Linked DNA regions of Homo sapiens: region 1 is linked to region 2. Evidence: chromatin loops called from intact Hi-C (ENCODE). Cell type or tissue: MCF 10A. All regions are shown on one strand. Each heading gives the region's core, and the rest is flanking DNA. Links, peaks and the distances in the headings are about the cores only.

Region 1 (2,930 bases), core at 136-2,635, 370 kb after region 2:
AATGGGGCTGGACAGGAGTGAGAGAACAGTCCCCACTCTGCCCCCAGTGAGGTGCCCAGGAGGGGACGATGTGAGCCTGAAGTTACAGATGGCTCAGTTCTAAGAAAAACCTGAAATCCAAATGCTTATATGGAACTATCTGACATGTAAATCACTCTGCAGCCCCCACATGCATGTGAGGATGGAGAGGATGGGAAGCGTTACAGGCTGGAAGGCTACTTATCAGGTACTATGCTCACTACCTCTGTGATAGAATCATTTGTACACCAATCCTCAGTGATGCACAATTCACCCAGGTAACCTGTGCATGTAAACTCTGAAGCTAAAATAAAAGTAGAGGAAAAAGCTAAATAAGCTAGACTTCATTAAAATTAAAAACTTATGCTCTGCAAATACAATGTCAAGAGAATGAAATGAGAAGCCAAAGACTAAGAGAAAATATTTGCAAATAACAAATCTGATAAAGGAGTCTTACCCAAAATATACGAATACTTAAAACTCAACAGTAAGAAAATAAACAAACTGATTAAAAAATGGACAGAAGACATGAACAGAAACCTTGCCAAAAATGACATAGATTTACACAAATAAGCGTATGAAAAAAATGCTCAAAATCATACATCCCCAGACAATTACACATTAAAAAGAGCAATGAGATACTTCTACACACATATTAAAATGGCCATTAACAGCACCCAACACAATTACAGCATCAGCTACTGGTAAGGATGTAAAAGTGGGAATGCAAAAATGGTACAGCCACTTTGCAAGACAGTTTGGTAGTTTCTTACAAAACTAAACATACTCTTTTCATACAATCCAGCAATGATGCTCCTTGGTTCTTATCCAAAAAAGTTGAAAACATATCCACACAAAAACCTGCAAATGGATGTTTATGATAGCTTTATTTCATAATTGCCAAAACTTAGAAGCATCTGAGGTGTACTTAAGTAGGCAAGTGGATAAAACAGATGTGGTACACTGAGGCAATAGAATATTATTCAGCACTAAAAAGAGATGTGCTGTAAAGGCACAATATGACATGTAGGATACTTATGTACATATTACTAAGTGAAAGACGCTGATAAGAAACAACCACATACTGGATGATTCCAACTACATGAAATTAAAGAAAAGGCAAAACTATGGAGACAGTAAATATATTAGTGGTCACCAGTGGTTAGGGCTGAAGGAGGAATAAACAGACAGACTATACAGGATTTTTAGGGCAGGGAAACTACTCCTTGTTAAACAAACCCACAGCCTCAGGCAGGGACTCGAGCAACCCTTTTCTTGGGAGGAAGAAACCTCTAGATTTCAGGAGTGCCCTCCAGTGGTTGCTCTGCTGTCTAACTAATCCTCTACTGATTTCCCCAAGGCTGACTGGGGCAGCACTTCTTGCAGATCTAAAACCCAGCTGAAAACTGAGGTAGGATCTTCTCACTTATAGGAAAAGTCCTCGATCACTGCATAGACAGGCTAAAACTGATGAGTGCTTTGGGTCAGAAAGTTTGTGGGGTTTGGTGGCTTTTTTTTCTTTTCTTTTTTTTTTTTTTTGGTTTTTCATATCATGCACACCACTTGCCTACTCAACTCCAAAAACAACATTCTGTCACAGCAATTACCAGGGAAAAACATGAGGTGGAAAAATCAGAGTAATGTCTCCCCTTGGGGTGGAGATTATATACCCCATTATATACCCATATAGTATGCTACTATAACGGTGCATATATGTTGTTATTTGTCAAAACCCATGGAATATACACTACCAAGAATGAACCCTAATGTAAACAATGGAATTTTAGTAATAATGATTGTGTCAATACAGGCTCATCAATTATAATAAATGTGCCACTGTGGTTTGGGATGTTGATTGTGAGGGAGGTTGTGCAAGTGCGGTAACAGGAGATATATGGGAATTCTCTGCTCAGTTTTGCTGTGAACCTAAATCTGCTCTAAAAATAAAGTTTATTAATTAAAAATAAACCGTAGCTTATAGATTAGGAAAAAAGCTGTAATTTGATTTAGTATTAAATTGGGGTGTTTCTATGTTTTCATTTTTCTTTGCTTTTCCTTTAGTTTTTAACTCTAATATTGCTTGACCTGGACTCAAAGGCAGCCTGAAGTTGAAAACTGCACACTGGGTATAGAAGGAAAAATCTCCAGGAGAAAGCTTCTATTTCTGGTCTGAGAAGCAAGAAAACCAGCCCCTGAGGGTCAGAGAGAGGTGGTTAAATCCTCTGGTTTTTGTTTGGTTTGGTTTATTCTCTCTCATCTCAAACCTAGAAAATCCTATGGTATTGAGATGATAGGAGTAGCCATGCAGGAAACTAACACAAAGAGGGAGGGGAACATTCCTCTTGGGCCAGAAAAATATATTCTCAAGAACATAGGAGAGAACGTCCTTTGCTCTTTTATTTCCCTATATCCTCATGTTGCTCAGCCCCAGAGGCAAAACTGGTCAAAGAAAATATCTGGCAGAGAGAGGAAACTGAAGCCCTGTCTCTCTAGTCATAGGACTAGGAAAAATGTCCTTGAGAGCTAGATAGTGCCAAAGAGAAAGGAGGGAGCTCAAGAAAGTGATTTTATAGAGTTATGTATGAACTTCTGAGCTAACTCCCAACCTACAAATGCTTGGATCTGACCTAAAACAGCATGCCAAAGGCTTTGAGACCTGCACTACTTGGGTAGGTCACTGTGCAGGTCCCAGAATGGACATTATGTGGCACACATGCAGGACAGACCTGAACAGCACTACAAGGCTTTGGTAAATGAACTGATGTTGGAAGCACAGAGCACAGGAAGGAACTTACAGCCTGGACCTAACCAGGCCGATTGCCTGTTAAAACAACAACAAATTGCCAGGCGCAGTGGCTCACGCCTGTAATCCCAGCACTTTGGGAGGCCAAGGAGGGTGGATTGCGAGGTCA
Region 2 (2,930 bases), core at 192-2,691:
ACTGTCTAGTAGATGACATAAGATTGGTCTGTAAGATGCACCATGTAGCAATCCATTGCAAAATAAAAATGATGAGGCCGTGTGTGGTAGCTTATGCCTGTAATCCCAGCACTTTGGGAGACCAAGGTGGGAGGATCACTTGAGGCCAGAAGTTCAAGACCAGCCTGGTCAACACAGAGAGACCTCATCTCCTGGACAACATAGAGAGACCTCATCACCACATACACACATATATTTTTTTTTAAATTTTTTTTGTTATACTTTAAGTTCTGGGATACATGTGCAGAATGTGCAGGTTTGTTACATAGGTATACATGTGCCATGGTGGTCTGCTGCGCCCATCAACCCATCATCTACATTAGGTATTTCTCCTAATGCTATCCCTCCCCTAGCCCCCCACTGCCCGACAGGCCCCAGTGACACACACAATATTTTAAAGTGGTGGATCTGGGGTCAGGTGTGAGCAGGAACACAGAGCGCTATATAGATGAGTAGACTTAACTTAAATGTCTTGCTTTGTATGTTGAACTAAGGGAAAATTATGTGAATCTGAAGGAATGACTCTGTAAGATGGTTCAAGTAAACAAGGAGTCTTGCACAATTTTGACCTCTTGATGGCTTCTCCCAGACTTTTGGTTTGCTGGCCAACTTTTCTTTCAGATGGAGGCAAAGGTTAAATCTGTGACTAGGTGTTACCATAAAGCAATCTCTCAAACATTTTTTCTCTTAAGACAAATGTGTCATAATGACATACCATAGGAGATGTTCTTTAACACTCCAGGAGACAAGGGAGTTACTTTCCAAGATAGATTAATTCGCTTTCTTGGGAAGCTTCCCCTCAGGAATCCTATTCTTCCAAGTACACTGCTCATAATTACCCAGGCAACCAGTCCATTCAAGTCATGTAGGGCTAAATAGTACAAAAGTGGACTGGGGAAGAGTGAAAACTATCATTGTGTATCTTGTATAACATATAGAAAGCAATTAAACAAGAATGAAAGACAAGATCTGCCTAAGTAGAGAAAGAGGTTGAGTTGGGTATTACACGATATTGAGATTAAGCTTAAAATTATGTATTGTGCATTGTGAAAAAAATTTATGTATTGTGAAGTAATTTTTAAACAGTCAAGCTGATAAAGTCTTTATTTTCATAATTTACACTTTTAAGTTGCTTTATACAATGTTAATTTAATTCAAAGGTATTTAATCTTAAAGATCAGTTATAAAGCATACTTTTCTCTCCCAGGACACAGATGTGGTCAACTAAGAACGTGGGTAGTAGTCATTAATACAGTCAAATAATAACACTTTTCTCCTGTACCACAAGATGGCAGCACATGCAAGGGTGCCTATTTACAGTAATCATTTGTGTATAGTTTTAATGTCTCTGGGTTTTGGATGATTTAAAGGGTAGCCTTCTACCTTCTAGAATATAAGTAGTTTATATTATTGCTTTTTTGTTGTTGCTTATTATTATTGCTTATTTTGTTGTTGTTCATCTTCTTAAGTTCAAGAGCAACACGTATTTTTCCCTCTATAATATCAGATCAAAATTTGTTCTTTTACAAATTAAGCTACCTGGTCGGGGGGGGAAAAAACCTATTTACTTTTAGGCCCATGAGAGGATATATCCTTCCTCACAAATGTTATTTGACCTCTCTTTCGATTTAGACTCACAAGAGAAATAATCTCAAATTGCTGTTCCCTCTATAAAGTTCTTCCCCTAGATTTCACATTGCTTTTTCAAGTTTCATAGGTATCTGCTCAATTCATTTCTATGAAGACCTCCATGATTGCCCTGTAAAAAAAAAAAAAAAGACATCATAACACCATTTGTACCTCTAGTATTCCTCTCCCTCCCTGATTCTAATTTATTATTGTCAACCAATCTACCATACCTTTACTTATTTATTTGTTTATTGTTCTCCCCTAGTAATATGTAAGCTTTGCAAGAGAAAGGATTTTGTCAGGCTTGTTCATGGTTGTATCCCCAACTTCCAGAATAGTGCCTGCACTTGGTGGGTATTCACTAAACATGTGTTGAAAGTATGTATTGCCATAAAGGTTGGAACAATTGAAATAATTGTAGCAAGATGGTAGGTGTATTTAAACAGAACAAGTGTCATAAATAAAAGAGCTCTAACCTAAGGATGGAGAGGTAGAAGTTCTCATTCCTGTTCTACGCGACTACTAAGGACCCTCATGCTGCCATTCAAACTTCGTGGTATTTGGGTTCTATTTAGTCAATATGGATAATAATATCACTTTTACTCATATCCTGACATAGATGTGAAGCTCTGGTTATGTAAATTAAGCAAATATGAATAATAAAATTATTTCTTTAATTTTTAATGATTTGAGATCACAGAGAATGAAGCTAGTTCTTTCCCTTCAATAGCGGCCATGATTTTCCAAACATTCCTAACCTCTAATAAAGAAAACTTCCCAAGGTACACAAGGCCTCTCTTTTCTCTCTCAATCAAATATCATAATTCTTGCTTGAGGTTCTGTAAGTTATCTCCTTGAATCTTATTGGTTTTTATTAGACATACTGGCAAATACAGAGCAAATGTACAACACAAAAAAATTTCACAGGCACAAACTCGTGACTGACATTTCTCCTGGTGAAGAACTTACATAAATGAAGTGGGAAAATATTTTAAGAAATTAATGCATATACTGTCTCCTACCTTATGATATAACTGCTTACTGATCTCAAACTTGGCAGCTCAAAGAAAGAGTGTCATCTGCTTGAGGAATAGTTTACAGTAGGAGAAAATCATGCCACTTTTTTCAGCTTTTAAGATCAAGGAAGATCATTGTCTATTAAATAAAAAAATAGTGGAGATATGACATGATTAGAAAAAACAGGTTTATATTTCTGTTCATAGACTAGACAAAATAATTCTGACCTGAAACAGAAGAGGGAG

What was found. A loop is a pair of places that touch in the nucleus more often than their neighbours do. Peaks named below come from ENCODE experiments on the same cell type or tissue, not always from the same donor. Only the 100,000 strongest peaks of a DNase experiment are listed, where the experiment ranks them.
Region 1: it touches region 2 in a loop (11-fold over the local background); 8 of 110 quality-filtered maps call a loop at or near these places.

What each region holds. Positions count from the first base shown.
Region 1 is chr5:129,270,177-129,273,106 of GRCh38, forward strand. All of the region lies in intron 3 of LOC102723654 (a long non-coding RNA gene), which reads left to right. Among named protein-coding and RNA genes, the nearest start is that of MIR4460, 130 kb to the right of the region's middle. In MCF 10A, for the core only: no CTCF peak of the experiment used is centred there; a DNase peak (open chromatin) is centred at 1,335.
Region 2 is chr5:128,904,384-128,907,313 of GRCh38, forward strand. The region is part of intron 6 of LOC105379168 (a long non-coding RNA gene); the gene reads left to right. Among named protein-coding and RNA genes, the nearest start is that of SLC27A6, 60 kb to the right of the region's middle. In MCF 10A, for the core only: a CTCF peak has its summit at 1,334 (motif pointing right); a DNase peak (open chromatin) is centred at 1,328.